Regions from separate parts of the Homo sapiens genome. Here region 1 is linked to region 2. The links are chromatin loops, found by intact Hi-C in ENCODE. Cell type or tissue: Calu3. All regions are shown on one strand. Each heading gives the region's core, and the rest is flanking DNA. Links, peaks and the distances in the headings are about the cores only.

Region 1 (16,644 bases), core at 6,281-11,280, 76 kb before region 2:
CACAAATTCCATATTGACAACTATTTTCAAAACACATTGAAGATCTTAGTCCACTGTTTTCTGGTTTGTAATGTTCCTTTTGAGAAATCAGTCATTAATTGAATTGTCTTTTCTTTGTGGGTAATACGTGTTTTCCCACTAATTTCTTTTGATTTTTTGTTATGTGCCTATTTTGTATCGCAGAATCACTACGATATCCTAAGGTGGTTATTCTTTGTTTTTTTTTCTTCTTAAGATTCATTTGACTCCCTGAATATGAATATTTGAACCTTTCAATAATTACAGAAAACTTTAGTTAATGCCTCTGCTTCATTCTCTTTGTGTCTCCTTCTGGAATTTTGATTAAAGATATAGTAAATAGTCTTACTTTAGCTCCTAACCCTTCTTTCATATTTTTCATCTATTCTCTCTCTGTCCTGTCTTCTGGATAACTTATTTGTTATTTTTTTCTTTTTTTTTAACTGAAGTCCAGAAATGAGATGCAAGGATAACTTATCTGAATATACTGTTTTAGTTTAATAATTCTCTCTTTGGATGTGACTAATCTGCTATTTAAAGTCTTCATTGAGTTTTAAATTTTAATTATGTTTTTCAATTCTAGAGATTCTGCTTCACAATTTTTTAAAAAAACCTTTGGTCATTTTAAAAGTCTTTTGTTCTTATACTTTCAATCGCTTTTTTTCTTTAAATATAGTAAACATAATTATTTTACATTCTGCCTGTGATAATTCCTGTATCTGAAATTTTTGTAGGTCTGATTCTTCTGTCTCTTGTTCCTTCAGATTCCCATTTATCATTTGTTTTCTTATAAGTTTTAGGTTTTTTTACTGTATATTCATGTTTCTTGGAACATTATATATGGAGATTATCTGTAAATTGAGTAGAAGCTGTGTTCCTCCAGAGAGAATTTGTGTTGGTTTCTGTCAGCCATCTGAGAACAATTCCAATCCAGGATCACTTTACATTTAATTCTTTGCCTCACATTTTGTAGATCACAAAGACAGAGTTAATTAGGTTCCATAACTATCTAGGGGTCAACTGATGTAATTATGAAGCATCAGGATGAAATTCTGTGATCCCTTCCTCCCACCTCGGCCTTTAGCACAAATGGGAAAATAAGCATATCTTCTTGCCGTAATTGCTCTGCAAAGAGGGCTAATTTCTTATTCACCATTACATTTATGGTCTAACTCTTTGAGGTTCCATATTTGCATGGGGAACTTCTCTCTGAATCTTCACCTTGGGAGGCCCTAGGCCTATCTCTTGTGTCTCTGTCCCTGTGTAGCCATCAAAATAACAGTTCCAGGTCACCAGGGCATGGGCAGGTATACTTAAAGCTGATTTTAGTGCTTGCTTACTTCCCAGGATTTCTGTTATTACCCAAGTTTTGGCTTTTCTGAATTCTTTTCATTCTTGCCGAATTGGCAATGCATTTAAAAAGGTTTAGACATTTAGCCAGGCATGGTGTCTCATGGCTGTAATTCCAGCACTTTGAGAGGCCAAGATGGGGGGATTGCTTGAGACCAGGAGTTCAAGACCAGCCTGGGCAACACAGAGAGACCCCCATCCCTCCACAACATTTAAAAAAATTAGCCGGTTGTAGTGGTGCACACCTGTAATCCTAGCTACTAAGGAGGCTGGGGCAGGAGGATTGCTTAAGCCTAGAAGTTGCAGTGAGCTATGATCATGCCACAACCTGGGTGACAGAGGGAGGCCCTGTTTCTAAAGAAAAAAAAAAAGATTTAGATTTTATAAAAAAAGATCCAGCATTTTGGATTGCTTTAGAAGGAGAGTGATCCAAGATATTTAGCTCACCATGTTGTCAGAAATGAAAGTCTACCAATATTCTCTTTAAAAAGCACTAAGGGCAGAAACCACATATGAGCATATATACTCCATAATGGTTTCTAATACAACACTGGACACATCACAGCAGCTGTTCAACGCTCCTCAAGGTGCATCCCTTCTTCCTGCATGTCCACACCACCCTTCATGCTCAGATTAATTCATTTAACAAACATTTATTAAACACTTAATGTTTACCATGATACTAACTGCTAGAAGACCCATGGAAGATACCTTCTTCTATAGCACAGAGAAAATAGAAGCTCTTGGTTTGAGTTTTCCCAACTTTCCTTCATCTCGGCCTCTAAACTTGCTACTTTATAGGGGTTTGCAGGTCTCATTCTAGTAAACTGAAAGTTTTTTCACTGCTATCAAATCCGTCAACATAAAATTGTATATGTTTTTCAGAGAAATAAAATTGTAACTTGGAGAAATACGGTATTTGGTTTATGTAGAATTTGAAGATAAACAACTATGGTTTTCTTCAGAATTCACTTTATGGTTTTCTTCAGGATCCACTTATGATTTTATATAAAATAAAGTTTAATGTTTCTGGTTTTAGGAGATTGTTTCTACTCATCTCACATTCTAAGTGGAAATAAAGAAAGTAGTAAATGATTACTTCTGGCTGGGAGAAGTGGCTTACACCTATAATCCAAGCACTTTGGGAGGCTGAAGCAGGATGATCACCTGAGGTCAGGAGTTTGAGACCAGCCTGGCCAACATGGTGAAAGCCCGTCTCTACTAAAAATACAAAAATTAGCCAGGCTTGGTGGCGTGCACCTGTCATCCCAGCTACTCGGGAGGCTGAGGTGGAAGAATTGCTTGAACCCAGGAGGCGGAGGTTGCAGTGAGCCGAGATCACGCCACTGCTTTCCAGCCTGGGTGACAGAGTGAGACTCTCCGTCTCAAAACAACAACAACAACAACAAAAACAACAACAACAATCTATTACTTTTTATTATTCTTTTCTTTTTTTTCTTTTGGAAAAAAATTTGGAATGCTTCATTTATTTGCATGTCATCCTTACACAGGAACTTATGCTAATCTTATCTGTATCATTCCAGTTTTAGTATATGTGCTGCTAAAGCAAGCCTTTTTATTGTTCTTAACTCGTTAGTTACATGGCAATGTATGGAACAAGCATTTTTAGGCTGGATGTGGTGGCTTACGCCTGTAATCCCAGCATTTTGGGAGGCCGAGGCAGGTGGATCACCTGAGGTCAGGAGTTTGAGACCAGCTTGGCCAACATGGTGAAACCCTGTCTCTACTAAAAATACAAAAATTAGATTGGCATGGTGCCAGGCACCTGTAATCCCAGCTACTCAGGAAGCTGAGGCAGGAGAACTGCTTGAACCCGAGAGGCAGAGGTTGCAGTAAGCCGAGATCATGCCGTTGCACTCCAACCTGGGTGACGAGCAAATCTCTGTTCCAAAACAAACAAACAAAGCTCTAAACCTAGGTGAGGCAATGAGGATGAGCAGTAGAGGAAGGATTAAGGTATGTTAGGCAAATGGAAGCTACAGGATTTGGTTCTGGATAGGAGTTAAGGATGATACCCCTTATAGTCAATATTGGCCAATGAGTTAGCCAGTTAATATAGCCAACTGGGGTAGGCCACCTAGCACGTGGATTTGAAGGAGAGGTTAGCCATTACCAGAACTAATTGAATTCACCTGACAAGAGGCTTGTCAGAGAGTCACCGTTACCCATGTGTAGGTCCAAGAAACAGTCTCAAGGCCCTCAAGTTCCTGTTCTTTTTGAGGCTAAGATGTGAAAACCAATTGTAAAGGTGACACTTTTTAAGGAAAAACTAGCAGAATATGTCTCACATTTAATACATATCTCTGTTGCCTTGAAAGGATATTAAAACTCAATACTGGCTAAGAGAGCTTGGTTTCCTGTGTAGGTGCACACCTCTGCACGTGGCTGTGCATTTTCTGTGGAAGCTAAGCAATTAGTCTTAGAATCTCTTCGGTTGTCAAGGACTGTACTTTTTTTTTTTTTGCTGATCTGAAAATATGTTTCCTTCTACAGGAGCATTTTCCAGTTTTTGAAGTTTTAGGTTAATTTTTAAACTTAATATATTTTCCTTTTGTTTATGCATTCATGAAATAATTATTTAATACTTACTATGTTCCAGCCTCTGTGCTAGGTACTAGTAAGACATTGATGAATAAAATGAACACAATCCTTTTCCTTAGGGAATTTATACATATAAACATTTAACTCTACAAAGATTAAACATGTAATTATATAAAGCTTTACAATTAAACATATAATTATATGAAGATTTGTAATTACGTAGCCAGGCATGGTGACTTGTACCTGTAGTCCTACCTACTTGGGAGGCTGAGGTGGGAGGATCACCTGAGCCTATGAGGTCAAGGCTGCAGTATGTTATGCTCATGCCTTTGAGTAACCACTGCTCTCCAGCCTGGGCAACATAGTGAGATCCCATCTTTTAAAAATAAATAAACATTTAAAAATTTATACTTATAATTGATAAAACCTATAGAGAAAAAATATGTAATATGTTGGGGGTTTATCCTGATCTGGGGAGTGGGGTAGAGAAGATTTCCTGGGGAACTGACATTTAAGTTGGAACTTGATCTATAGAGGGAGTTGGAAGGAGCCAAATAAATAGGAATGGGGGGATAAGGGGCTGTAAAGTACATCCAAAGGGATTTTAAAGGAAGCGATGGTACAAGTCTTCACTTTGGAGAGCCATAGGAAGATTTGCGTGAGAAGAGATGGAAACTAAAGCAACAAGAGTAGTATATTTATGGCTTTGTCATCAAAGTTGATGATATTGGATTTCACTGTAAGAGAAATGATAAGGATTTGAAGAATTTTAAGCTGGAAAGTGAAATGGATAGATCTGTGTTTTCAGCGACCTTTCAGGATGACTGTTCTGTGGAGAATGGATAATAGGGAAGCAAACTGGAGACAGGGTTACCTCTTAGGGGATGATGATGCCTTGAATTCAAAATGTGGAAATGGGTTTGGAGATAAGTGGATGGATTTAAAAAATATTTGAGAGATAGAATTGATAGAACTTGGTGATTAGTTGAAGAGCCCTTATAAACCTAGGGTGCAATGTGGTCTGGTTTTAGCACAGTATTACATCAAAATAAATATTGCTTAAGCAGAAATATATAATTGAAAGCATTTCAGAGATCTAGGCTCTTGAGGAAACAGCAAATGCCTTGTTGGTATTATTATTTTTCTTTTTGATTTTTTGAGACAGGGTCTTATTCTGTTACCCAGGCTGCAGTGTAACGGCATGAGCATGGCTCACTGCAGCCTCAACTTCCCAGGCTCTGATGATTCTCCCACCTCAGTCTCCTGAGTAGCTGGGACTACAGGAGCATGCCACTATGCCCTGATAATTTTTTTAGTTTTTTGTTTTTTTAGAGATGGGGTTTTGCCATGTTGGCCAGGCTGGTCTCAAACTGCTGGGCTCAAGCAATCCACCTGCCTCAGCATCTCAAAGTGCTGGGATTACAGGCTTGAGCCACCGTGCCCTGCTGGTGGTATTATTTTTAATGCACAGCAACACTTCTTTAAGAATCTTCTTTGGCCATCTCTCTCATTCTCAATGCCTTTCATATACTTAGGAAGAAGCTAAAATACAAAAACTCTCCCCTCCTTTCCTATGTGTGTTCTCAAACATTCCCTTGCATCCATCTGAAGCTCCTCATTCCTTAGCATTCCGCTCCTCATTCTACCTCAGCTCTTCGTGATCAGGGTTTATCTAACCTTTCTGGCTTCTTAAAGCCTTCTCACTTTGCTCAGTGTTCGGACTTTGCACAAGAGAGAAGAGCTCCAAAACCAATTCAGCAAGCATCTGGAGCAGGGAGAGAGATTGCAAATATCTGACTGTTTTTGTTGTTCCTCTGCCACAGTTAAATGTGTTCTGTGAAGAAGAGAAATGTATATGTTCTAGCTTTGAGCAAATGAGTAGATGAGGGTCCATTTGTGGAGACAGGAAACATAGGAAAAGTGATTTTGAGGAAAACTTGAGATCCCGTGAACGTTTCGAGTCTAGGCTGCCTTTTAGATGGTCTAGAGAAGCTGTCAGGAGAATTGTGTGCCTGGAACTGCCTTGTTCTGGCGTGTGAGGCAACTGTTAAATTCTCAGGAATTGTAAACATGGGCATTGTTAAAAAGTAATTTTATAAATATACGATTAAATAAAAAATAATTGTATAAATATACAATTAAATAAAAAATAATTGTATAAATATACAATTAAATAAAAAAATTGTATAAATATACAATTAAATAAAAAATAATTGTATAAATATACAATTAAATAAAAAATAATTGTATAAATATACAATTAAATAAAAAATAATTGTATAAACATACAATTAAATAAAAAATAATTGTATCAACATACAATTAAATAAAAAATAATTGTATCAACATACAATTAAATAAAAAATAATTGTATAAACATACAATTAAATAAAAAATAATTGTATAAATATACAATTAAATAAAAATTGTATAAATATGCAATTAAATAAAAAATAATTGTATAAATATACAATTAAATAAATTACATTGAAAACAAAGATAATAAATACTCAAAACTCATCTCCATCTACATTTTACTACTATCTGTGCTCTTAAAGTTACACAAGTCTGCTGTGCCTGCATGGTGGAAATACCATACAATGACTTGCTACTGCACATTTCATGGCTTCAGTGATGTTAGACTGGCATCTGGAAATTGGCCATATTTGGAGTAAACTACAGAGATTGGCAAATGCTATGAATTAAGGCCTTCTCTTCCCTCCTAAAAGCCAGCAGTTAAACACTTATCACCACATCATATCCAAGAGACATCTGGATAAATGAATCTAAGCTCAGGAGACACATCCGGGTTGGAGATACCGCAGTGGGAGGCATAGACTTGATGCGGGCAGCTTCATGGGCTGGCGTCAGGGTCCCCACATCAAGAAGGACCCCATGATTGGTTTAATGCTCTGCTGTTGCTAACATAAAATTCTTAATTTTTGAATAAGAGGCCACATTTTCATTTTACACTGGGCTAATATAGATGATAGGGAATTTTAGGTTGTTTGGGGAGGGGGCTACTTAATTGATTGCCTTCCATTTCCACATAACAAGTATTCTGTCTTACTCACCTATGTGGTAGCACATTTTCACAGGTATTTTCCCCATCCATCCCTCAACCTGTGCATTCTCCACAAGCAGCTCACAAAATTTCCCTTGTCTATTTCCTCCCTGTATTGTTCTCTTTGGCCTTCTTTTGAAATTTGTTAACTTTTTTTTTTTTTAACTTTCATTTTAGGTTCAGGGGTACATGTGCAGATTTGTTATATAGGTAACTCGTGTCACGGAGGTTTGTTGTACAGATTATTTCATCACCCAGGTACTAAGCCTGATACTCAACAGTTATTTTTTCTGCTCCTCTCCCTCCTCCCACGCTCCACCCTCAAGTAGGCCCCAGTATCTGTTGTTCCCTTCTTTGTGTCCGTGAGTTCTCCTCATTTAACTCCTACTTATATGTGAGAACATGCGGGTATTTGGTTTTTTGTTCCTGCGTTTGAAAACTGTTAACTTTCAAAGCATTAATGTATTACATGGCTTTAATAAAAATATTTCTTCAGAACAGAAATCTCGAAGGAAAAAAAAAGTTTCTCTCCAGATTGCAATGTCCCACACATTCATCTTTCACAGTGATATGACTGGTTATGGAGCTTGTGGAATAAGACAGAACTGGGTTTGAACTCTCTCTCTCTCTTTCGTTTTCTAATCCTTAGAATGGGTTTGAATTCCTGTGTGTGTGACCTGAGGTAAATGTCTTTGATTTCTCTACCCTTCAGTTTCCTCATCTGAGGAAAGAATAATATTTACCTCTGAAGGTTATTGTGAATATTAGATAATCTACATAAAGTGCCTTACATAATGCCTGGTCCATGGTTATAGTGTTCAATTAATGGCAGTTCTTTTTATTCGTACATGATGAGTTAGGAACACCCAGTAATTTGGACATGACACATGGTAGAAAAGTCTTAGGAGGAATGAAGGAAACACTGGCAGAGATGAGCTGCAAAATTTCAACTCTTTAAACATTTTCCTGGTGCCACAATATGTATGTCCCAGACTGGACTGGACAAAGCGACTCTTTACTGGGGCTGTTACTATTCTCACAACTCCTCTCCCTGTTATTCCTCAGACAGAGCTAACAATCTACACAAATAGCACAGATGTGGGCTCTTGGACAGCCAGTCAGACATTTAGCCTTCTTGCGGCAGTGAAAAAATCCTTTCCCTGGCGTAAAGCTTGGCACAGGGTAGGCACTCAAAATTTTGTAGGTTTTCCTTTTCACCGCCGTGGCCCCAACTAGCACAGGGCCTTGCACACAGCAGGCGTCCATTTACTGAATGAGCGCATGATGAATGAGCGCATGATCATGTCACCTGTTTCTCCCTCTTCCTCCAAACCCCTGTTCTTCCGCCTCTGCCCCACGCAGCCAGCATATCCCAAGGAGCCAGGCGCAAGCCAGGCCTGGTTCACTGACTCGCTCCCCGCGCGAGGCTGCGGTTGCTATGGAAACAGCGGGAAATAACAACTCCGTTCCCCTTGGGTGAGAGAGGCCCGCAGAGGTAACAGCAGCTGGAGGAACAGCGTGAGCGGCGCGCAGCCGCCGCAGAGTTCACCACTGTGCCACCCGAGCCGCACCGCCCCGCCCCCGCGCGGCCGGCGCCCGAGCTCCCCTCCCCTCTCCAGCACGCGAGTGTCGGTAGGTACTACGGCGGAGGGCACCTCCTGGGCCCGCCTCCCCAACCAGGGCCCCGCTTGCGCGCTGCCTGCTGTCTTCACGTGATGCGCACCCGAGCTTCGCCGCCAGGCGGCGCTGATCATCGGGGAGGGGGTTAGGGGTCCTAGACACGCGAGTCTTCGCTCTGTTTCTCATTCATTCATTCATTCACTTAAATGTTATTTTTCCCTTCCTTCCTTCCCTCCCTCCTTCCGGGATGGGGTCTTGCTGTGCTGCTCAGGTTGGTCTCAAACTCCCGGGCTCAAGTGAGCCTCCTGCCTCAGTTTCCCAAAGTGCTGGGGTTACAGGCATGAGTCACGGTACCCGGATTCTCTCTTTCTCTCTCTGAATATATATAATATATATAAAATATATATATAAAAATATATAATATATATAAAATATATAAAAAATATATATAAAATATATATAATATATAAAATATATATAATATATTATATATAAAATATATATTATATAGTATATATAAATATATATACTATATAGTATATATAAATATATATAATATATAATATATAAAATATATATAATATATAATATATAAAATATATATAATATATAATATACATAAAATATATATAATATATAATATATATAAAAATATAAAATATATAATATATATAAAAAATATAAAATATATAATATATATAAAATATAAAATATATATTATATATAATATATAAAATATATAAAATATATAAAATATATAATATATAAAATATATATAATATATAAAATATATAAAATATATATAAAATATATAAAATATATAAAATATATAATATATATAAAATATATAATATATATAATATATAATATATAAAATATATAATATATAAAAATATATGATATATAATATATATGATATATAAAATATATAATATATATAAAATATAAAATATAAAATATATAATATATAAAATATATAATATATAATATATAATGTATAAAATATATAATATATAATATATAATATATAATATATAAAATATATAATATATAATATATATAATATATAATATATTATATATATAAATATATATAATACATATATATTATATATATTATATATAATATATAAATATATATATAAATATAATATATATATTTATATATAATATATAAAATATATATTTTATATATTATATATAAAAATATATAATATATAAATAAATAAATAAAATATATATAAAATAAAATATATAAAATATATATATAAAAAAAATATATATTTTATTTTCTAAGACAGGGTCTTGCTGTGTCGCCCAGGCTGGAGTGCAGTGGCAAAATCATAGGTTACTGCAGCCTCGACCTCCTGGGCTCAAACAATCCTCCCGCCTCAGCCTCCGAGATAGCTGGGTCCACAGGCGAATACCCTGCCCACCTACTTTTTTTTTTTTTTTTTTTTTTTAATTGTAGAGACCGGGTCAGGCTGGTCTCAAACTCCTTGCCTCAGGGGATCACAGGCGCGTTATAGAGACGGGGGCTTTCCCTGTGTTTCCCAGGCTGGTCTAGAACTCCTGGTCTTAGGCAGCCCTCCCGCCTGGGCCCCTCAAAGTACTGGAATTTGCAGGCGTAAGCCACCGCATCTGGCTTTGCACATTTATCTTCCAGCAAAGAAAAACCTGGGCAACTACATCCAGGAACTTAATTGCTTTAATTTGGGAGCAAGCAGGAGATTGAGGGGTAAAGGTGCAAGAAGAGAGAAAAGAAAAATTAGGCTGTTTGGAAAGGGTAGCACAGATATGATGTAAGAAATTGGGTTTCACCATATTTGTGTGTGTGTGTGTGTGTGCGTCCTCCTCTCTCCTGCCCTCACTAGGCGTGCCTGTTTGAAGGCCCCGCGCGTTTCCGGCTCCTGCTCAGAAGCTGTCCACCTTGATTCTGCCCGTAGCAGGTGAACCTGGTGTGGTGCGCGCACTGCGGGTCCTGATTGGCTGTGCACGCCACGGTGAAAAACTTGAGCGTCTACTCCGAGTCCTGCAAGCTCCTAGTGTCTCCTCTGGGTGGACGCCTAGGCGCACGGCCGTTACTTCTCTTTCACCTGTGGATTCGTCAGTTTCTCGTTCGTTTCAGGAGGCGATCCCGCGCCCTGGGTGCGGTGAGGCCGCTGGGACAGCGGAGGTGCCTCCCGACGCGAAGCAGCGAGCTGAGGCGGCGGCCAGCGGGGAAGATGAGCGGCAGCAGCGCCAGGTCCAGCCACCTGTCTCAGCCCGTCGTGAAGAGCGTGCTTGTGTACCGCAACGGGGACCCCTTCTACGCGGGGCGCCGCGTCGTCATCCATGAGAAGAAGGTGTCCAGCTTCGAAGTCTTCCTGAAGGAGGTGACCGGCGGCGTTCAGGCACCCTTTGGGGCCGTCAGGAACATCTACACCCCGCGGACTGGCCACCGAATCCGGAAGCTAGACCAGATCCAGAGCGGGGGCAATTACGTGGCTGGAGGCCAGGAAGCCTTCAAGAAACTCAAGTGAGTCGGTCTCCCCCACCGCCCACCCATTTAGGTGCCCTATAGTGTGGGGTTGATATGAAGAAATGCAGATCCCTACCCCCCCACACCTCAGTGGTTGAGGGGCTGTGACTTCTCGGTGTGATTGATGCCCCTCAAAACTCTCGTTGCAGTTGGGGGGTAGAGGTTGACACTGTGACTGGAGAAGGAATTTCACTTGGGTCAGCAGTAGGAGTAAACTTAAAATCTGTGTATAAACAACAGGAATCTTAAAGAAAATAAAAAGGTATCCTTGCAAAGGTTAGTGACCAAACTGATACTTTTGCGTTTTCTGTTCAGTTTTTTCTTTCCTTTTCCTTATTTTTTTTCCTTGGAAATCCATCCTTTTAATTTAAATAAACATTCTTAAAAATCACTTCCAAGTGTTGGACACTATATTGTCACCAGAGGAGAAAATTGCTCTGCATTTCCCGTACTGTTTAAATTATTTCAACCTTTCATTCCAAGTAGAATTGACAACACTCACTTTTGTGACCCTGCTCCCACCCCCTGCATGTTTATGCTGTTAGCATAATGCAGGAAGAGTTTACTGGCTGACTGTATTTGTCGACTGTCTGTCTCCAGCAACGTGATTAGACCTTCAAGGGCAGGGGTCCTTATTCCCAGCTCTTGAGCTCACTCATAGTGAGTGTTCAGTGAATTAAGAAACCGTCAGTTCAGGGAACAAAGATGAGCAAGGCATGATTCCTTGTCTTTAGGAGCTTTCAGTCTAACTGGACTACCTGCACACTAACAATTTTAATGCAAGCTACAAAGGGATATGTGCATAGAAAAATAAAGTTATGTGGGAATTGTGAGTTGAGAGTTGGTTGGGGTGGTCATTATAGGACAGGTAGAATTTTACATTCCATTTTTTTTTTACAGCTTTATTGAGATAGATTTCTCATGGCATGAAGTCCAACCATTTCATTGGCTTTCAGTGTATTCAGAGTTGTGCAACCATCACCACCAACTAATTGTAGTTCATTTCCACCCCTCCCGCCAAAACATTTGTACCTCCCAGTTTCCTCTGTCCCCTGTCATCTGGAAACCACTAATCTATTTTCTGAATCTATGGATTTGTCTATTCTGGACATATCATATAAATGGAATCATACGGTATATGGTCTTTATGTCTGGCTTATTTCACTTACTGTAACATTTTCAAGGTTCATCCATGTTGTATCATACATCAATACTTCATTCTTTTTATTGTTGAATAACATTCCATGATTTGGGTATATTACCTTTTATATCCATGCTTATCCATTTATCAGTTTGATGTATATTTGGGTTGTTTCACATTTTAACTATTATGAATAATGCATCTATGAATATTTGTGTACAAGTTTTCATTTCTCTTTGGTGTATACCTAAGAGTGAAATTGCTGGATCACATGGTAACTCTGTATTCCATAGTTTAATAGAACATTTTAATTGAAATTCATCTTGGGCCCCAGGATAGAAAAAAGCCTTGACCATAAATCTAAGCTTATGAATTCATAAGCATTATTGGATTCTTAATAATTAAAATTCAAATAAAGTCTTATAACTACATAGAAATATTTTTCAAAATATCACTAAAATTCTTGAATGTAATCCTTCTTCTCCTATATTTGTTTAAATTGAGTTCTAGGTATTCTATTATACTTTTTGTTACGTCAGACATTCTTTTCATGGAAAGTGAGGGATATATTTGGATTTATTTTTCCCTCCCCTGAAGCTTCTTAAGCATGCTTTGTTAAACTTCGTAAAAAAGGGCTAAATGAAATTGCATGCTTAAAGGAAACTTAAAACCAGGAGACTGAAGACTGAGTTGCTCATCAGCTCTGTGTCCTTGGGCAAGTCGCTTGACTCAGCTAATCAGTTTCTTAATACAGAAAAGGTGCATAATCATTTGTACCACACAGGGCTGTGATAAAAAGTAAATGCTATAGATGTGTGTTTTGTAAACACCAAAGTGTTACATAAATATAAGACACCTCTATGACCAGTTCCTTTTGTTACATACTTTATTTTTTATTAAATATTTCCGTCTAAAGCAATTTCGTGGAAATGAAAGTCTGGTTCAGAATCTCTGAACGGCTGAAAATTGTAGACTCACTTTTATAGTTCATGTTCTTTTGTTTATTTGATCCTACCAACTCACAAGATTAAAAAAAAAAGGTACAGTTCCACACCAAATAAAAAAGTGTACTCAAGTCTCTCTAAGAGATTTGCATGTTATTTTTGCTTTCAGTTCATACACAAAAAACTGAATTTGTTATAACAGTGTCCATGGTTAGGTTTCCATGCTGACAGATGACTATTTTATTTGTGTTAAAGAAGTAGTATCTACGGTTATAATGATAGAAGCCAAGAATACTTGAATGTTGAATATATTTGAAACTTAGCACTTATAAGTTTATGTAAAGAATGGAGAAACTGTCAGAACAAAAGAAAGCCCAAACGATATTGAGGACAATTCGTGGGCTTTCATTTAGACCCTAAATGTTGGGAAAGACAGCAACATCTTTTTCAAATGGAACTGATCAAATCGCTGCTTGAATTGCTTTCACTTAGATTTTTCTAATATTTTTGAAACGATAACTAAACATCAGGTAGCTATTAAACCCTTATTTATTTCAAATGTGAGACCATACATTCACAACCTTTATTTTACAGCAGAGGATTCTAGAGAGTATTTCCCCCAAAACTTTCCCTGTGCATTGTTGGAAGTTGACTCTGCAGCATTAATCTTGTGGATCTGAAACCACTTTCCTGCACATGACAGAATATTTTGGTATTATTTCAAAACTCAGCCCCTGCAGGTCCACAAAAGACCCATTTTATTGCTAAGACGGAGTGTTTGCACTGTTTTAAAAATATGACTACTTTTATATAGGGGCATTGTATGACAATTTCCAGAGATATGAATTAACTAAAGTATTTTATCCAAAAAGGCAAACAGCAACAATAAAAACATTTCAATAGCCAAAATTAATTCTAACATAAGCTTTTTTTGGGACAAGTTGGCAATTGTAGTAGTTGGGGTAAAGGATTGATCTATCATTATAAATTATATGTTAGATTTATACTTTTTAATATTAAAATGTTTATTTAGCACATTTTATGTATGAAGCACAGTTTAGGGACCATTTAAAACTGGAACCACATCACAGTGATATTACACGTGAAGTTGACAAAGGTATACAGTTTTCAGGTTGTGCTTATGTAACAGCTAAAGAATGATCACTGTTAGTATCTAGAGCAAATAGTAATGGAATAATAGGGGTCTCCAGAGGTTAACTAGTCCACCCATCTGTTTCTTAGCTGAACCAATTACCAAAGTCATCCCACATGAGTGAGTGTTTTTGTATCATTAAGGTGCTCTCATAGAGACAATAATTTCTCAGCCTTTCCCAGTTGTTACCCTAATGCACGCTATCAGTACTTCCTTTGACCTAAAGCCTGTATTTAATGGAACAGTTAAGCAGCTTTGCACATAAGCCACTCTTTTAAAAAATCAAATCTGTAAGAATATAGTGTATATAGTAAGCAGCTAACTATTAAGAGGGAAAAATGTTCTCTAATAGATGTATGTATTTCTAAGACTTTCCTTCTCTTGAAGTTTAGGGTAGACATATGTCAGCTCTGGTTGGTGACACTGCAAACAGTTTTTACTATTGTAATTGCTTTTCATTAGTAGCTATTTGTTTTTGCTTTAAGGTTGAGAATTTCCTATGAGTTGCTTTATTTTTTTATGATTTTTAAAAATAAATTACTGACTTAAAGTCTATAAAAGCAACTCTTATTGTTTGTTTGTTTTTTCCTCAGTTACTTGGACATAGGAGAAATCAAGAAAAGACCAATGGAAGTTGTTAATACAGAGGTAATGCAAATATTATTTTGAAAATTCAAATAAATAACGGTGCCATTTGTTTCTTATGGTGTGTCTTAGAGATTTGGACGGCATTCTACTTTGATGAGTTCTCTAATGTAAAGAAATGGAACATTATATGTTTTAAGGCAAAGATAATTCTTTCTTTGAATCATTGTCAGAAATGAAAAGACTGAGTAGATGTTCTAAGATGTGCAGGATATGTCAAGATTAGACAAAACATATTTTTCTCTTTTCTAGCTACATGTTCTCTGATTGAAATCCATGGGAAGGTTCCCTGTCAAGTGAGAAGATTCTGAGCGTTGTTAAATAAATCTTTACCAAAGCTACATCCTCATCCTAATGTGCCTCTGATAACTCAGTGTTTGATGTAGCCAGGGTCACCCTAACTGCCCCTGAGGCTTTCAAAGGAGATGAGTAGATGTCACGTTGGACACTTTGTGATGTCAGGAAAACACCTGTGTTTTAGCTTCTATCGAAGTACGAGTTAAGCATAGTTCGTGAAAGCTTATGTGAAGGTTGGAAAAGGAGCTTGTGAAATATTCACAATACCGCATTCCACGTAGCTTCTGAAACCCTGGTGGAGTTTTAGGTATTCTGTAGGATGTATTCTTTAGTTTGTGAATGAAAAAATAGATTAAAAACAAAGTTGGGGCCACAGCCTGAGACAGGGAAAATTGTAGTTAGATCCAGAATAGGCCTCTGTTCACCAGCCCAGACAGCCACTCTTCCCATTCAGACCCCAAATAAACAAGTGCTTCCAATGGGTAAGTGCTGCCAATGAAGAAATGGCCAACAGGAAAAGTAGTTTTTCTCACTTGTAGTCCAGAGCCCCAGAGGGACTCTCCTCAACACTCACCATTTCCTCTCACATCATGTTTGTGCCTAATAGGACCAAATAGGCCCCTCTAGAAAAAATATTGCGTAAGAAAAAAATTCTAATTGTACAGTATTTGAAGAATATGAGGTTAAATTCATTATTCAAATAATCTGTAGAAAGAGGTACCCTTCCTAGACATCATTTAACATAATTAATATTTTGGCTTGTATTTTCAGTGCATCAAATTGATTAGTCATGAAAGTGATAGGCTTTGTAGCTTAAAGTAGACAAAGGTATACAATTTTCAGGTTGTGCTTATGATATAGCTAAAGAATGACCACCAGTTGATATCTGTCTCAAGTAGAGTAGTAATAAAGGGCAGTGTTGTGAATTTGTTCTGGATGTGATTCTGATGAAAGGATACACACCTGTTTAAAGTATACTACCTTGCATGAAATTGGTGAAGAAACCTGGACTTCCGCAATAGAATTTGAGATGTGTGAATTCCCAAAAAATGTGAGCACAGTATATTTACTCTGGATTCCAGTGTCTTTGCTGAAGACATTATCCCTAGTAAAAGACAACAGGTGTGCAATAGATTTATCGAATATACTTTTTTCTTAAAAATTTTTTTTTGAGACAGAGTCTCCTTCTGTCACCCAGGCTGGAGTGCGGTGGCTCGATCTCTGCTCACTGCAACCTCCACCTCCTGGGTTCAAGCGATTCTCCTGCCTCAGCCTCCTGAGTAGCTGGGATTACAGGCACGTGCCACCACACCTGGCTAATTTTTTTGTT
Region 2 (16,644 bases), core at 5,731-10,730:
TTTGCTTAGTAGGGACGGCAAAAAAAAAGAAAGAAGCACAAATGCTATGCAGTTCTGCATCATTAACACTGGCAATGGGTTCTTTTACCTCCTGCCCTCTCACCCCATTGTTCCTGACCCGGTTCTCTGTGTGTTTGTATGTAATATTTTGGTTGAGGGCTGTTCTTACACAGAATGTGGTCAGAAGCTTGCCAGCCTGATGAATATGCTAAGAAAATAAAATTTAAAAGTATTAACAAGGCCGGGCGCGGTGGCTCATGCCTGTAATCCCAGCACTTTGGGAGGCCGAGGCGGGCGGATCACGAGGTCAGGAGATCGAGACCATCCCGGCTAAAACGGTGAAACCCGGTCTCTACTAAAAATACAAAAAATTAGCCGGGCGTAGTGGCGGGCGCCTGTAGTCCCAGCTACTTGGGAGGCTGAGGCAGGAGAATGGCATGAACCCGGGAGGCGGAGCTTGCAGTGAGCCGAGATCCTGCCACTGCACTCCAGCCTGGGCGACAGAGCGAGACTCCGTCTCAAAAAAAAAAAAAAAAAAAAAAAAAAGTATTAACAAAATATAAATAGAAGAATCAATGTTCAATGGAAACAGAGCTTTATTTAAAGCACTGTGATCTGTACAAGTTAATTTTTCTCCTCTAAAATTTTAATATGGCAGCAATAGGGATCCTTATGCCAGATCATCAGACTCACTGGGGTGAAACCCTGTACAGCAAGATAGTCATTGTATCTGCATTATAACATTAGTATTTAGTGGAATCTGATAACTTTGAGGCATCTATAATGCAATAATGAGGATAGTAACAAATGAGCTAAATTAAGTACAGAATGTTTTTATTTACTATGTAATTTTAATTTTTTTGACATCCAGAATACTTTGTAATCTTAAGCAATTCTTTAAATGTTGGTTAAAATTCTAATTGTTGGTGTTCATATTTTCGACAGGCTTTATACTTTAGAAGGAAAACTTGTTGAGAGTGGAGCAGAGTTGGAGAATGGGCAGTTTTATGTGGCTGTTGGCAGAGATAAGTTTAAGAAACTGCCTTACAGTGAGTTACTTTTTGACAAGTCAACGATGAGAAGGCCTTTTGGGTAAGTCTTACTCCTTACCACTCCTCATGCTTTAGTTACCACTTGAAATAGCATTGGGTCTTTTGCTGACCACCATTATATTTTATGTAATTGATAATCTTATTTATTACTTAGAATGGAAAGCATATATGGTATACATTGATCTTTGTTTTTATTGCCATGATGGGAGACTGAAAGCTATTGAACAAAAATATAATTTCTGGGAAGTTATGAAAGACTACATGGTTTTTTTTTAGCATGCATGAAATTTATAAGTAAATGCAAAAATTTATTATTGTGAAGAAGATACAGGGCAATGAGCTTCTCTACAGCAAACATTATTAGAAGTTTTTGTGTCTTAATAGTTGCTAGACCAAATAACTTTTCAGTTGGTTTGGATAGAAACATCCAAGAGTGTTAAAAAACTCATAATATTTTATACTTGTTTTAATAATAACTGTAAAATATAAAAACAACATAATCCCACTTATGCAAATAGAGAGGATGGGTGTACAGTTAATTCATGTAAAATTTTAAGGATTATATTTTTAATTACAATATACCGTAAACAGTTTTTCTCCATGAAATGTCATATATTTGTGAAAGATGCTTTATTTCAGCCTAGGAGATACACTGCGGAGTCACTCAAGAAGAGCTCTGGGCCGGGCGCGGTGGCTCACGCCTGTAATCCCAGCACTCTGGGAGGCCGAGGCGGGCGGATCACGAGGTCAGGAGATCGAGACCATCCCGGCTAAAACGGTGAAACCCCGTCTCTACTAAAAATACAAAAAATTAGCCGGGCGTAGTGGCGGGCGCCTGTAGTCCCAGCTACTTGGGAGGCTGAGGCAGGAGAATGGCGTGAACCCGGGAGGCGGAGCTTGCAGTGAGCTGAGATCCCGCCACTGCACTCCAGCCTGGGCGACAGAGCGAGACTCCGTCTCAAAAAAAAAAAAAAAAAAAAAAAAAAAAAAAAAAAAAAAAGAAGAGCTCTGGCCCATGCTGCAGGATCTCTCGGCTTGCTCATGGTGCCCAGGGATCCATCTCTGTTGCTTTTCCCAGAGATTCTGTGGCCACCTTGCCATTGCAAAAAAAAATTTTTTTTGGTTGTCGTCCGCAGAAGTAGAGCAGAATATCACCAGTGTGTTTGCAATTAATTCACAATTTGTGTAACTTGATGGAGAGGCTGGCCAAGAGCTTCTAAATAAGTAATAGATGAAGTGGAATTTCAGGGGTGGTGTTTGAACTATGCAAGAGCACATGGTTTTCTAGCACCTTTGAATTATTTACCAGCTGACTTATCGCTAACCAACCTTACCCATCCATGAAATCAAATCTTTAGCCATCTTTGCTAAGCAGCCCTAGGTTAACCTGCTGTGATCAACAGTGTGTACCTGATGGTAATAAGAAAACTGTAACTCACGTTGGCCTTTCTCATACAATTAATAAGAATTTTTTTTATATATGTGTCCTTCTATTTTTGGAGAGATTCAGTTGGGTTTCAAGATGGGTCTTTTCCTAATAATACAGATATCAACAAAACAACTTATTCTTACAGCCTAAAATAATTTTTAACTTTTTGGTGAGGACGACTTGTTTAAAAACTACCTGAATGCAAATGCCAGTGTTTTACCTCTGCTCTCCTATCAGAGGTAGACATAGAAGACATCATAGAAACGAAGGAAATTTGTTTTTAACTCAGTCTGGAAAAATCATTATTCACATTTGGAAATGATTTTTTGAAATGCAAATAGGACACTTTGGGATCTGGATAAAAATGCTATACAAATTTCAGGTGATACTAAAAGTTTACTTGTAAGCATTGATTAAAATATTATACAGGAAAACATTACAAATCTTTTGGGATGGAATTTGGAAATGTTATGATCTTTGTGAAATTGGGAAAGTATGTGTTAAAGTGTATGTTATCTACCTTTTGTGAAACACAGCAGTAAACAGTTGACTTCCAGGTGGGGATGATAATTATCTTGCATTGTACATTATTTGTAAACAACATTCAGATTTCTAAATTGCAATTTGTTTCCACAGTCAGAAAGCTTCTTCACTACCTCCTATTGTAGGATCCAGAAAGTCTAAAGGGAGTGTAAGTATCAGATGCTTTCCTCGTTGATGTTCTATATTTTTATATGATACAAAGAGACTGTCCTTTGGGCTTCAATTAAGTTCCAAGAGATAAAACTTAGCCGCTTCGTGGTGTATAACCAATTATGTGAAACAGCACTAGAACTTTAATGTTACACTTATGGTCCTAAACAGAGCTAACATTTTTTAGAATATGTATTTTAAAATTTTTTCCTTGTATATACACCTGACATAATTTATATTGCACTTAAAATCTTGGCAATAATACTTTAAACTGTAAGAACCATTGTAGTAGGTCACATCAATGATCATCCAGTCTTGGTTTCTATCTTTAACGAAGACTAAAAGGGAAGTTTCGCTGAGAAAAGGGGTATAATCCTCATTAATATTCCTTGAAAAGATTGAGAATTGTTCTAGGTATTTAGTTTGCCATCTGAATCTTTTCCATTTATCATTTATTCATGGTTTGTTAATTCAGCAAACATTTATTAAATACCTACTCTGTGGGAGTAACGACAGCATTTAGTAGGTAATTTCCTAACCTTCTTGTGTTTTCAGTCTGCGCTCCCTGATGGGGTGAGCTCCATGTCATGCCAGAGCGTTGCCTTGGCAGTTCTTCCTGGCTGAGGCTTCTCTTTCTTCCCTTTTGGTTGAATTGCCCGACAAGTTGTGATCAGAACTGATTTGACATCTTCCACCCACACCCTGAATTAATTAAGCAACATTCTTATTTTGGTATTTTGTAAAGTAAATGATTTCTAGGCAATGATATTGTCTCCTAATGATTTAGATCCCTCCTTTTTTTTGGTTATATCATGTGAAATTCTTGAAAGAAAGACAAATAATTTTGTGTACATAAGTAGTGCCGAACTCAGCATAACAGATATTAAGAACTCATTAGCTGAGACTCTTATACTATTATGACAAAAATAAAATAAAAATCAATAGAGCTCTTGCCCTCAAGCAACTTACAATCTACTTGAAATAAAGAAGATAGCTTAAAAAGGCAACAAACAAGCTAATGCTAAACATCAAATATCTAGAGATTGGTGACCATGAGAGGGAGGGAAGGACTGAATGTACAATGGCAGCAGTCCACAGAGGAAGTTGAATTTGAGCTCTGCCTTTGAAACTGTTTAAAATTCAGAAAAAGGTAGATGAGGGGAGAGGACCTTCAGATCCAAGGGAGGGTGAGATGGTTGGGGCAGACGTGGGCATGCGAAGAAGCAGTCACGCTGGCTGACATTTACCGGGCCCTTGTGGGCTCAACACTATGCCAAGCTCTTTACAGTAGTGATTTATTTAACCTCACCCCACAAGGCAGGCATCTTTGTCATCTACATTTAAAAAGGAATGAAAAAAGGAAGTACACAGAGTAGAAGTGACAGGTTCAAAGGCTCCCATTGAAGGCAGAGGTTGCAGTGAGCAGAGATTGCCCCACTGCACTTCAGCCTGGGCAACAGAGTGAGACCCTGTCTCAAAAAAATGAAACAAAATAACATAAAATACAATACAATACAAACAAAGGCTCCTACTGAGCAAATGGCAGGGGAGGAGGGGAGGAATTGCATCCACACAGCCAGCTCAGAGCTCCTGCTCCCGAGCCCCGGGACAATGAGTCCCTTAGGCTGACTGGAACAGATGGTCCTTTTTGGTGTGGGGGCTGATGTGCCTGACATGGTAGGTGGTGACAGTTATTACATGACCTTGAATAGCAGAATGAAGAGTCTAGTGTTTGTCCTTGAATAGAGGGCAGCCCACAAGGGCTTCTGAGAGGTGAGAATATTAATCTGAGTCCATTTTGGGAGCATCAGATCTTTTACATGGAGGAAGACTTCACGTGGTGAGAAGCCATAGATAAGTCGATGGTTGTAAGGCAGTTGCAACTATCTTGGTATGAGGGGAAAGGAGCCTAGACTGGGGAGGTGGTAGAGGCAGCAGGAAGTGATGATTATTCTGGAAGAAACCAAGGAACAAAGGATTTGTGTGATGATTGGATACAAGGGGTTAATGGAGAAATTGGGGCCAAAGATAACTGAGGTTTTTAAGCTTGGAATTTGAGAAAATGGTAGTTCTATGGCCAAGAAGAAGGCAGCCAGGGCAAAGAATGACCTACGTAATTTCAAACATGTTGAGTTGGAAGTATCATCAGGAAACTTAGTTGAAAGTGTGCTGCAAGCAGTTGTAAATGGCAGAGCTGAGGCCTGCCAAGGACATCAGGACTGAAGCTGCAGTTGCAGGTGGTTTTTTTTTTTTTTTTGAGACAGGGTCTCACTCTGTCACCCAGGGTGGTGTACAGTGGCATGATCATGGTTTACTGTAGCCTTGACCTCCCAGGCTCAAGCGATCCTCTCACCTCAGTCTCCTGAGTAGCTGGGACTCCAGGCATGTGCCACCATGCCTGGCTAATTTTTGTGTTTTTTGTGGAGACAGAGTTTCACCTTGTTGCCCAGGCTGTTCTCAAAGTCCTGGGCTCCAGCGATCGGCCTGCCTTGGCCTCGCAAAGTGTTAGGATTACATGTGTGAGCCACCGCACCTGGCCTGAGTTGTAGATTTGAACAACCATGTAATGGTCCTAGTTGAACAGCAGACGTAGCATCACTGTGGTACTTCATCACCCAGCACAGCTTGAACAGAGCAGGTCTCACTGGTGCTGCCAAGTGAGAGAATGGATGAGGGGCTCCTAGAGGAAGATGGTGCGGTGAGAATTACAGAGGGCCCAGGCTTGAGGCAACCTAACTTCACAGGTGCGGGGTCAAAGAGGAGTGAGAAGAATATTTCAGGAGGTGAAAACAATATCAGAGCAACTATAAAGCTAAATAAAACTCATGAATTTAGGGATTGGAAATTGTATTTTGCTTTTTTTGTTTTTCTTTAGGACTTTGTAGCAGAATCCCTTCTGTGTACTGTATAGATATTAGCTTATTAATTCTCACAGTGCAGCTAGAGGAATGATTACAGAGACCGATTGTAATTGAATAAATTGATCAATAAATTGATCCCAAGTCACAGGGAAAGTCGATGTCAGGACCAAAGTCATGACCCAACTCTTTGTATTCACAGTGACTGAACTTTGGAATGATATGTTTAGTATTCTGAAATTTGAAAAACTAAAATTTTAATTAAAAATGTGTAGAGCATTTCCTGCTTTAAAATGCATGTGTAGGTACACACATGCAATTTTTATTTCTTGCTCATTTGTAAGTTTTTTAGACTGTGCTGTGAATACTGTGATACATCAATGTCATCACATCAATTCATCTGATGATTGAATTTTCCAGGTGTATGGCACAGTAGTAAGCCCCAGGGATACAGCAATGAGCGCAAAGATCTGATGCTCTCTCTGATACTCGTGGTCTACTTGAGTAGACAAAAGTGAAACAAGCGATTCCATTAATCAATGGATACTTATGAAGTATAAAAATGAAAGAAAAGTGCACAGTAATATGAAAGACAATAAAAGAAAAACACATTTAGATAGGTGTGTCAGGGGAGGCCTCATGGAGGAAGTGACGTTAAGCAAAGACTCAGTTATAAGGTATATTTGCATCCCATAGAAAGCAAAGTTGTCAAACGTAGTTCCATGCTATGACTTAGAAAAATAAAATGATAGCAGAGTTTGTCCCTCTTTCCACAGTGTTCCCGTAGCACCCTGTATTCATCCACTCCATCCGTCATCCATTCCAAACATACTCACTGAGCTCCTACTAAGTGCCAGGAACTGTAGGCACTGAGCGTATAGTGGTAGATAGATGAGGACTTAGATTTATGGTGCTTTCATTCTAGTGTGTGTGTGTGCATGTATGTGTGTGTGGGGGGGAGGGTATGGATGGGATGAATGGGAGTAGACAGACGATCAACTAGTAAACAAATGTACAAATAGTTTCAAATGGTGATAAATGCTATGGGGAAAATAAAATGTAGCAGGGCATTGATTTATATAAAATTGTCTGAAACTGAGACCTTAATGATATCTAACACAGCCAATTGTGCCAGGGATGAGGCCGGGGAAGAAGAGCATCCAAGGCAGAGGAAACAAAGTCACACAGGCCCTTGCTAAAGAGCCTGGCATGTGAGGAGGGCAGAAAGAAGGCCGTGAATGAAATCGGAGAGGCAGGCAGGGCTCAATCATATAGGCATGCAAAGAGTTTGGATTTTATTTCTTGATGGGGTGCCATTTGAGGGTTATAGGGAGGGAGTGATATAATTTGCTTCAAAAAAAATTTTTTTTTTTTTTTTTTTGAGACAGAGTCTCACTCTGTTGCCCAGGCTGGAGTGCAGTGGCATGATCTCGGCTCACTGCAACCTCTGCCCCACGGGTTCAAGCAATTCCCTGCCTCAGCCTCCCGAGTAGCTGGGATTACAGGCGCCCGCCACCATGCCTGGCTAATTTTTGTATTTTTTTTTTTAGTAGAGACGGGGTTTCACCATCTTGGCAAGGCTGGTCTTGAACTCCTGACCTCATGATCCACCTGCCTCGGCCTCTCAAAGTGTTGGGATGAGAGGCGTGAGCCACCACGCCTGGCCTGCTTTACATTTTTAAGTGCTCATTCTGGCTGTGGTATCTCTAGAGAAATGGTTTGGGGCAAGAATAGAAGCAGGAGGCAGTGGGACACGTACAGGTATGTGATATAGGTGAGTCCGCTAGGTGGCCGCAGTGGGGGCGGACATCTATTATAACTCTTCTTTGAGTATATTGTCATTGACTGATTCGCTGATCCAACAACTATTTATTGAGTTCATATGATGTCCTGGGACTGTTCTGGTGCTTCAGGGCCCAGAGATTCTGAAGTACTAAATGCACGGAGGTTACATTCCAGAAACAAATGCACAATACGTGTGATATACACCAGGGATAAACATGAATAAAAATACATGAAGACATGGGAAGAGGAAGTGAGAGAGGGTGCTATTTCAGCTGGGTGGTTGGAAAGGCCTCTTTCAGGAGGTCACGTTTGAGTAGAGGAGAATAACCCCTGGCACAGTGCCCAGTGCCTGGTAGGTTCTCACAAACTCGGCTTAGGCAGTGTGTGAATGTTTGGCATTGAGCCACACAGAACTTCCTATGCCAGTAAATCCAAAGTCACAAGCTCGATTTTTAACAGGATTAATTTACTCCTTTCCTTTAATGAATTGGTTCCCAGGAGAATGCATGCATTTTATAGATCATTAGCTGCCTGGCACTGCGAGGAGGGGTGTGAGTGAAGGGGACTGTGTGGGGAGAGCTTAGCTTCTGGCTGTAGGAACCACTGCAAAATCCATGGGGAAAGCACCCTAAATTCATGATGCAAATCAAAGGGGACACAGAACTAGAGTTTTAGAAATTTATTTTTCCCTACATGGCTTTCTAGGAATTGCTCTTTTGCATATAGAAGGGAGTGTGGATGAGGGACTGGTAGAGCTTGAGAGAGAAAGAGAGAAAGCAGCTGCCATAGTGTACACAGGGACCCCTGCTGGTGCGTAACTGAGTTGGTCAGGGAGCCTGGGGAATGCCTTGTGCAAAGCAAGACAGACCAGAAGTCATTCCTTTTATAGCCTCAGTGCTGCGGGAGTCACAGAAATTAGCATGTTGAGAAAAATTTTAAGTTGTGATTCTAGCCTTAAAAACAAAAGGAAGATGTAAATAAATTATCTTAAATTCGCTGAGCTTGAAGAATAAACCCATCTGCAGAAGGCTGTTTTCTAGTGACAAGGTGACACCATGTAGAATCATAGCACCCTCTATCGGAAAAGACGAAAAAATTAGGAAAGTATTTGAAAGTGAAAGCCAACGACTAAATGATCTTTTGTTGTCCTTATTACCATTTGGCTTATACATCTTATGGTCAGTAGTTTACAGGATCAAATATTATGATTTCTACGGTTTTGACAAAAAAATTTCGTTATTATTCAAGTATCACAATGTCACTGTGAAGCAAGTTATACACATATTAAGATGAATTCCTTATACTCCAAAACTCCATTTTGCCATGGGGGAAACTGAGGCTGGTATAGGTAAAAGGGCTTCTTACTCTTGTCATCACCAGATATGCAGATGAGAGAAATGTCAGGTGCAGTCCCCGTCTAGTCCCTACCCCCCACCCCCAGCTTATAATGTCTCTGGGTGCACCCATGAAATACATCGTGAAGGCTGCTCACTGAGGCAAACCTCTCACGAAATTATTTTAAATTTGATGTTTTTTGGTCTATATGTTTTTGGCACATTTTCATGGGGACTGGAAATGAGTTTTTATGCTAATGAAAAAAACCTGAGTTGGTTGGATCTAGTTGGAAAGAGCCTAGGGAACTGTTTAAGAAGTATCCCAATCTTGGCCAGGTGTGGTGGCTCACGCCTGTAATCCCAGCACTTTGGGATGCCAAGTGGGGAGGATCATTTGAGGTCAGGAGTTTGAGAGCAGCCTGGCCAACATGGTGAAACCCCTTCTCTACTAAAAATACAAAAATTAGCCAGGTGTGGTGGCGGGTGCCTGTAATCCCAGCTAATCAGGAGGCTGAGGCAAGAGAATCACTTGAACCTGGGAGGCGGAGGTTGCAGTGAGCCAAGATAGCACCACTGCACTCTAGCCTGGGCAGTAGGGTGAGAGTCTCAAAAAAAAACAAAACAAAAAATATCCCAATCTTGGTAGAGTGAGGGATGATTGGAGGCTGTTTTAGGCTTTTTGTTTGTTTGAGCCAGAGATTTGGTATTCCTTTTGGATATACTGATATGCATGTGAGACAAAGGGCAGGACAGTGGTTGGAGTATCTCAAGGGGTCTAGTTTTTGCATAGGACACCCTGTCAAATTAGGCTGCTTCTTGATTTCTTCCACTTTGAGAAAAAGCCATAATTTGTTACTTCTGGGATGGCTGTTTTAGGGAACCATACTATGTAATAGGAGTTTTTAGTGCTTTGGACATTAGAAAGTTTCAGTGTAGTAGAAAAATCAGACCCTTAGAAAGTTAATTTATTTATCTATAAAATGGTGATAATAATACTTATCTATAAATTTGTTAAGTATTTGTGTTAATGTATATGTAGCATGTAAGGGACACCCAGTGATATCGTTTTATTTCTGGGATAGCTGTATGAGATAGCAAAACTCCCCTATCTCTTATGCTCTGCCAATAGCAATGACTATCTATGTATTTGAGTTACAAGTCACATGTGGAAGCCTTACAGAAAGAAAAAGCTCCCTCTCTCCCTTTGTCCTTTCCCCTCTCTAACTATGTATAATTTATGTAATTGTGTAAAACAAATATATGAATTATATGTGTATATAATTTATATATATAGTGTATTATGTATTTTCACATGAACACTTTAGATGAATCAACTTTTTTCTCTTCTCCCCCTTCACCCTCCTTTTTTTTTTTTTTTTTTTTTTCTTAAAAGCATTTAGCTGGGTGCAGTGACACATGCTTGTAATCCCAGCTATTGAGGAGGCTGAGGTAGGAGGATTGCTTGAGTCCAGGAATTTGAGGCCAGCCTGGGGAACATAGCAAGAGCCTATCTTTAAAAAAAAAAAAAGCATTTCAATTATTTTAAATTTTCTAATTACAAAACAATTCTTTCCTGTCTTAGTTTAGTTTACTTTTTACTCACAAAGTTCCTGGAAAGTAGTTATTACTCAATAATTGAATGCATGAGTGTCAACTGCAAAATCTATGCATTATGTAGTGATTTGAATCAATTAGTCTTTCTTGATACTCCAAAATTACCCTTTTTCGAGTGTCTTTATCAGAAATTTGATAAATCGGAACTTTCCTGTCTATTCATAAACAAGAGTGGTGACTTAGAAAGACACGCACTCCAGAGTGGGGCTTCTGCGTCTCCCTTGTCGTGCCCCTTTGTGAGTAATGCTTTCCCCAGAGAACTGCAGAAAATGATCCTGCTGAGCTACAGGGTTTCCCATTCATTGGGTTCCATTCCAGTCCTTGCAAGTTCAACAGCATCTCAGAACATTCTAGTAAGCTTGCTAACGGCGTGTGAAAGGTTGATCTTCTCATCTAAAGCTTTTAAATTTTTAAAATCGACCATGTGCAGTGGCTCACACATGTAAATCCCAGCACTTTGGGAGGCTGAGGTGGGTGGATCACCTGAGGTCAGGAGTTCAAGATCAGCCTGGTCAACATGGTGAAACCCTGTCTCTACTAAAAATTCAAAAAAATTTACCTGGGTGTGGTGGTGTGCACCTATAATCCCAGCTACTTGGGAGGCTGAGGTAGGAGAATCTCTTGAACCTAGGTGGCGGAGGTTGCAGTGAGCCGAGATTGCACCACTTTACTCCAGCCTGGATGACAGAGTGAGATTCCATCTAAAAAAAAATAAATAAAATTTTAAAATCTTGGGATGAAAGACTCCATTGAGAATAAAAGGGACTATGAGACTTGGCTGATGCTTTTGGAACTTCTGCTATAATCGTATATTTCTTCTGCCAGACAGTTTATGGCAGAGCTTAAGTTTCTCAAGAAAGAATCCTCAAAGAAAAGAAAAAAAAAAAAAACCCCTGGTTGCAGTGACCATAATAATTAAATGGAAACTGTATGTTTAAATTGCAGTTGGAATAGGAAATTAAATTACACAAAAAGTGTTATAGATTTGGACAAGTTTTCATACTGTTAATAAACCTATGCATAATTCATTTACTTGTAGGCTATGACAAAATAGCATAAATAACTTCATTTGTAAGGCTGTGAATTTTTCCATTCCTAATTGGATGATGGCTAAATCCATTTAAATGCTTCTGGATGACTGAATATATAAATGCTTAAAATGAACAGTTATAATAGTTTTCTAGGCAGATTTGTTTATTTAATATTACTACATTTACTTTCAGACACAAGCATAGTACAGATGTTGCATAAAGATTACACTCAATACGGTGTGAGTTTGATATGATTTTTAAGAAAAATATTAACTCTCTGCTCTTGAAGACAGCATTCTAATACTTATTAAACAAACACCATACATCACGCACTGTACTAGTCACTCCATAAGCCTTATCATTGCATCCTCATGCTAGACCTAAAGGCAAGTACATTAACTCCACTCAAATGATGAGGAAACTGAGGCTTAGAGAAATTAAGAGTTAGTTAAGGCATGGTCCCTGTGTTCAGTGGCAGAGCAGTAGCTCTCAGCCATGTATCTGGGGTTTCTAAAACTTGCATTCTTTCCACTACCTGCAGCCTCTCACCACATACTCTCAGGTAAGTTTAGCACCTGAGCATCTGAGAGCCAAGGCTGCCTTAGTAAGGGAGTTTCTTGTTCTTTTTCTCTTTTTTCTTTTTGTTAGAGATGGGGTCTCACTTTGTTGCCCAGGCTGGAGTACAGTGGTGTGATCACAGCACACTGCAATCTCAAACTCATGGGTTCAAGTGATCCTCCTGTGTCAGCCTCTTGAGTAGCTGGGGCTACAGGCATGTACCAGCACGCCAGGCTGATTTTTTTAATTGTTAATTTTAGAGATGGAGGGTCCTGCTATGTTGCTTAGTCTGGCCTCAAACTCCTGACCTCCAGTGATCCTCCCACCTTTGCCCCCTAGGTAGCTGGGACTATGCTTAGGCTGGCCTCAAACTCCTGACCTCAAATGATCCTCCCACCTCTGCCTCCTAGGTAGCTGGGACTACAGGCTGGAGCTACCATGCCTGGCAAGAGGGAGTTTCTTGCTGTAGCAGTGGCTCAGTATCAGCACAGCTGTTCCTTGCAGTAGCCCCCAATGTAGTGGCTGCTATGTGGCTCCCCAGGAGCTGTACTGGGCCAGTGATAAAAGCCACCGAAACTCAACCTCCCTTTTGTGTGGAGGAGCCCACTTTTGGCAGCCACAGGGTCTTCATTGTGAGAGACACATGGGGACCAGAGATAACCATGGAAGGTGTGATCACCCAGGCTGCCTTGTGGGAGTAGGGGCAAGCAGCTGCGCAGCTCCCTCAGGAACAAGTGGGGACATGTGGTCGTGAGCCTCTTGAGTCTGTGTGTGGCTCTGGATTTGCGATTCTTAGAGACCATGGTGGTCACCAACAGACTCGTTAATATTGGAGAATTTCTACAAGCAGAGTGTATGGCTGCTTGTAGGATGACATCTATACACCCATAGCGACAACTTGTTACGAAGGTATTTGTAGATTAATTGATCACTGTAGGGGAAGTCACCATTTCTCATCCAATAGACACTGGCTGGTTCTGCAGAAAGGTGCAGGAGTGAGAGGATTGTTAAGGCAGTGGATTTACAGTGGTTTTGGAGGCAGCTGCTCTGCCCCTGACTGGCTACAGGATCTTACACAAGATTTATCCTCTAAACCCCACTTGCTGATCTCTACAGTGACGTGGTAATAGTAGTGTCTATCTCACTAGCATGAGGCTAGTGAGCTAGTAACTAGGGCTAGCATGAGGATTGAGTGAATACAATTTTATAGAATACCTGGTACATATTAAGAACCCAATGATTGTTAGCTATTATTTTTATCCTCCTTCCTCTCCTAGACCCTTTTGCCTCCAGGAAGATACATTTGGAGTTAATGTATAAAGATAGACAGTTGCAGAACCAGGACAATACACCTCCCTGCCCCTGCCCTGCTTACCAGTAGTTAATGACATGTATTTACTGGGAATGTTTTTGAGAGTTCATTAGCTAATAATAAGGGTCTAATACTTTGCCATTTAGGGAAATGATCGCCACTCTAAGTCAACAGTTGGATCCAGTGACAACTCATCTCCTCAGCCCCTGAAGAGGAAAGGGAAAAAAGAAGACGTGAATTCAGAAAAACTGACGAAATTGAAACAAAATGTAAAATTAAAGAATTCACAAGAAACCATTCCAAATAGTGGTAAGTGTGTTATTATTATCTTAAGGCTGTGATACAATTTTAATTCTTAAATAGATCCATTGTTTCTCTGGGCCCACAGAAGATATTCCTTATTTTCATATATGAGAGTTTTCAAAGAAAATTGTATTTGTATATGAGAGATGCTGCTGTTTTTATGCTTGGTTTTTATTTGTAATTAGATGTTGTGCCATGAGGACACTTATTTTGAGATCAAATATATTTTGTGGTAGTCTTATTTTAAAAGTATGTTTTTTTCATCCTCTGCTCCCACTGATATTGCTTGATTAATATTTTTACCTACAACTACTATGATATTGGTCTCTTATTTGTGTGTCTGTAACCCTTGCCCACATTCATTATGATTTATTAGTCAAAGATCATCTTTACTGAAAAGTCATTTTGTTAATTATACTGATAACCAAGAGAACACTAAATAGACATAACATTTTATCAGTAAACAATAACCTATTCAGCAAAATTAGATGTAGTTTCATCTTGCACTAGCAGGTGAGAGATGGTATAAAATAAAAATAAAAAATTGCATTAGTCCAAGATTTCACTGGTATGAGATAAAAGTGTGGTAGACTAAGGAAGTATGTAATGAAAATTGTTAACTTTGATGTTAGGGTTTTGTAAGAGGGGCGACTTTTGGTTTTATTCCCAGTGTGTTCTCAGAGTGGAGTGACGCTGGGGTGGGAATGGCTGGCTGGGAAGCAGACCAGTGGAATGACTCCTGCTCCTCTTGCCCTGAGATCCCCTCACACACCCCACCCCACCACACCCCACCCGTGGGACTGTGAGGGGTTCCAGGAAGAGGACTGATGGGATCAGGTTTCAGATTAATGGGCAAAGCCTTACCTTCCACCTGGGAGCTCCAGCTTATTTCAAAGTCGATATGAAGAGTTACATTAGAATTAGAGCTAATATGAGCTTCACAGCTGAGGAGACAGTTTGAACTCCTGTGAGAGTTTAGAGGAAGCTGCACAAATGATTAAAGAGTCAGAACAAAGACACGTGAGGCTAGGTTAAAAGAACAGGCGAAATGGGTGAACCAGTTGCACAGAGAAGTGGAGGGGTCTAAATCATCAAAGACCTAAATGATCGAGACTAGCTGGAAGTCAGGAGTCCTAGATTCTCGTCCCAGCTCTGCCATTGACCTTGGGCAGCTCATTTAACTTTTTTTTTTTCTTTAGCTCTATTATCTATCTGAAAAATGTGGGTTCTTATGAAGATTTCTTTTTAAAGTTTTGATTATCTTGAAATTTGTACAGTCCTTTCCCGTGAGTAGCAAACAAGGAGGCTAGGGTGAAATACAGTCAACAAATATTTACCGAGTGCCTATTGTGTGACAAGAATCAAAGAAAAGAAATTAGCCCTAAGAACATACCCTACCTTGAACACTAAAAATAAGAGAGGCTTTAAAAAATTAATAGATACTAGATTGTGAGGCCCCCAAAGCCTTGGGCTATGTCCTACTAGTTTTTTCTTATTTCCAACAACTGGCACAGGTCTGAGGCACTTAATAATTATGTTGAGTGAATGAATGATGGAAGTTTAAAAATAGTTAATTCTGTAATACTTTAATACCCATCATGAAACAGGATCCACCTTAAACTTTTCATTTTTTTTTTTTTGTTAAAAGCCTTTTATAAGATGTTATTTGCTTCTTTTCTGTGAGGTTCTTGTTAGCCTATGAAAATCCCAATCCTTACTTCCAGTATATTTTTAAAAAGTCTTTAAATTAAGTAGTTGTCACCTGGAAGAAAGAGAATGATCATCTTTTCAGGTTATCTCATTTGTAAAAACTTGAGAACACAAGAGGCTGTATTAACATATCCCTTGTTCATAGGAAAGTAACCTTCATTAAAAAGTTGAATTATTGGCTGGTACAGTGGCTCACGCTTGTGATCCCAGCACTTTGAGAGGCCAAGGTGGGTAGTCGGATTGCTTGAGTTTGAGACCAGCCTGGGCAACATAGCCAAAACCCGTTTCTACAAAACAAATAAAAAAAATTAGTGGGGCACAGTGGCATGCACCTGTAGTCCTAGCTACTTGAGAGGCTAAGGTGGGAGGAACACTTGAGCCCAGGCGGCTGAGGCTGCAGTGAGCCATGATCGTGTCACTGCACTCCAGCCTGGGTGACAGAATTAGACCCTGCCTAAAAAAAAAAAAAAAAAAAAAATTGAATTATTGGCATTTTTGCTTTTGTAGAAATTCACAGTAGTTTTTAACAACATTTGTGTTGGTGGGCATGAAGATAAAAAAAAGTGTTTATTATTGAAGCAAATAGTATTTTGAAAAGAAAAGGTATAAGCCTTCCTGTTCTTTTATTTTTTTCTTTAGAGAATTTTGCAGTTGTTTTAGACAGTAGCCCATTTTAAGTCTATATTTTCCAATGTGGTTTTATAATGTGCAGATTATAGGTTTTAAATTGCTGGATCTCATTGTTACAGGAAACGCTGCTGGTGTCTTTTAAAGGAAGGTTTTAGGGAATGAATTTTTTTTTCCTTCACTAACTGGCTTGTACCACTGATCTAGAAGCATTTTGTATCTTTTCATTTGGATAGAAAGAACATATAACCTGGAAAATGAATCTTGGCTTCCAAAGACAATTTTTTTCCAGGAAAAATGAAAAAGGATTTTGTGCAGTTCACTAGATTAAACCATCA

The links. Hi-C counts contacts between places; a loop is a spot of excess contacts. Peaks named below come from ENCODE experiments on the same cell type or tissue, not always from the same donor. Only the 100,000 strongest peaks of a DNase experiment are listed, where the experiment ranks them.
Region 1: a loop joins it to region 2, with 4 times the contacts of the local background. A loop is called at or near these places in 15 of 110 quality-filtered maps.

What each region holds. Positions count from the first base shown.
Region 1 is chr6:24,351,945-24,368,588 of GRCh38, reverse strand. DCDC2 (doublecortin domain containing 2) reads left to right here and starts at 10,530. Exons shown (of 10, transcript NM_016356.5): 1 at 10,530-11,131; 2 at 14,966-15,020. The coding sequence starts at 10,839. KAAG1 (kidney associated DCDC2 antisense RNA 1) reads right to left here and starts at 11,686. Exons shown (of 1, transcript NR_174942.1): 1 at 10,304-11,686. It also overlaps the pseudogene RNU6-391P. RefSeq lists enhancers at 8,294-8,383, 8,217-8,805 and a silencer at 8,524-8,673. In Calu3, for the core only: CTCF peaks have their summits at 8,541 and 8,741 (motif pointing right); DNase peaks (open chromatin) are centred at 8,498, 10,117, 10,548 and 11,068.
Region 2 is chr6:24,275,380-24,292,023 of GRCh38, reverse strand. DCDC2 (doublecortin domain containing 2) reads left to right here. Exons shown (of 10, transcript NM_016356.5): 5 at 946-1,092; 6 at 3,118-3,172; 7 at 13,813-13,975. Among named protein-coding and RNA genes, the nearest start is that of KAAG1, 73 kb to the left of the region's middle. In Calu3, for the core only: CTCF peaks have their summits at 7,814 (motif pointing right), 8,457 and 8,658 (motif pointing left); DNase peaks (open chromatin) are centred at 7,813, 8,153 and 8,623.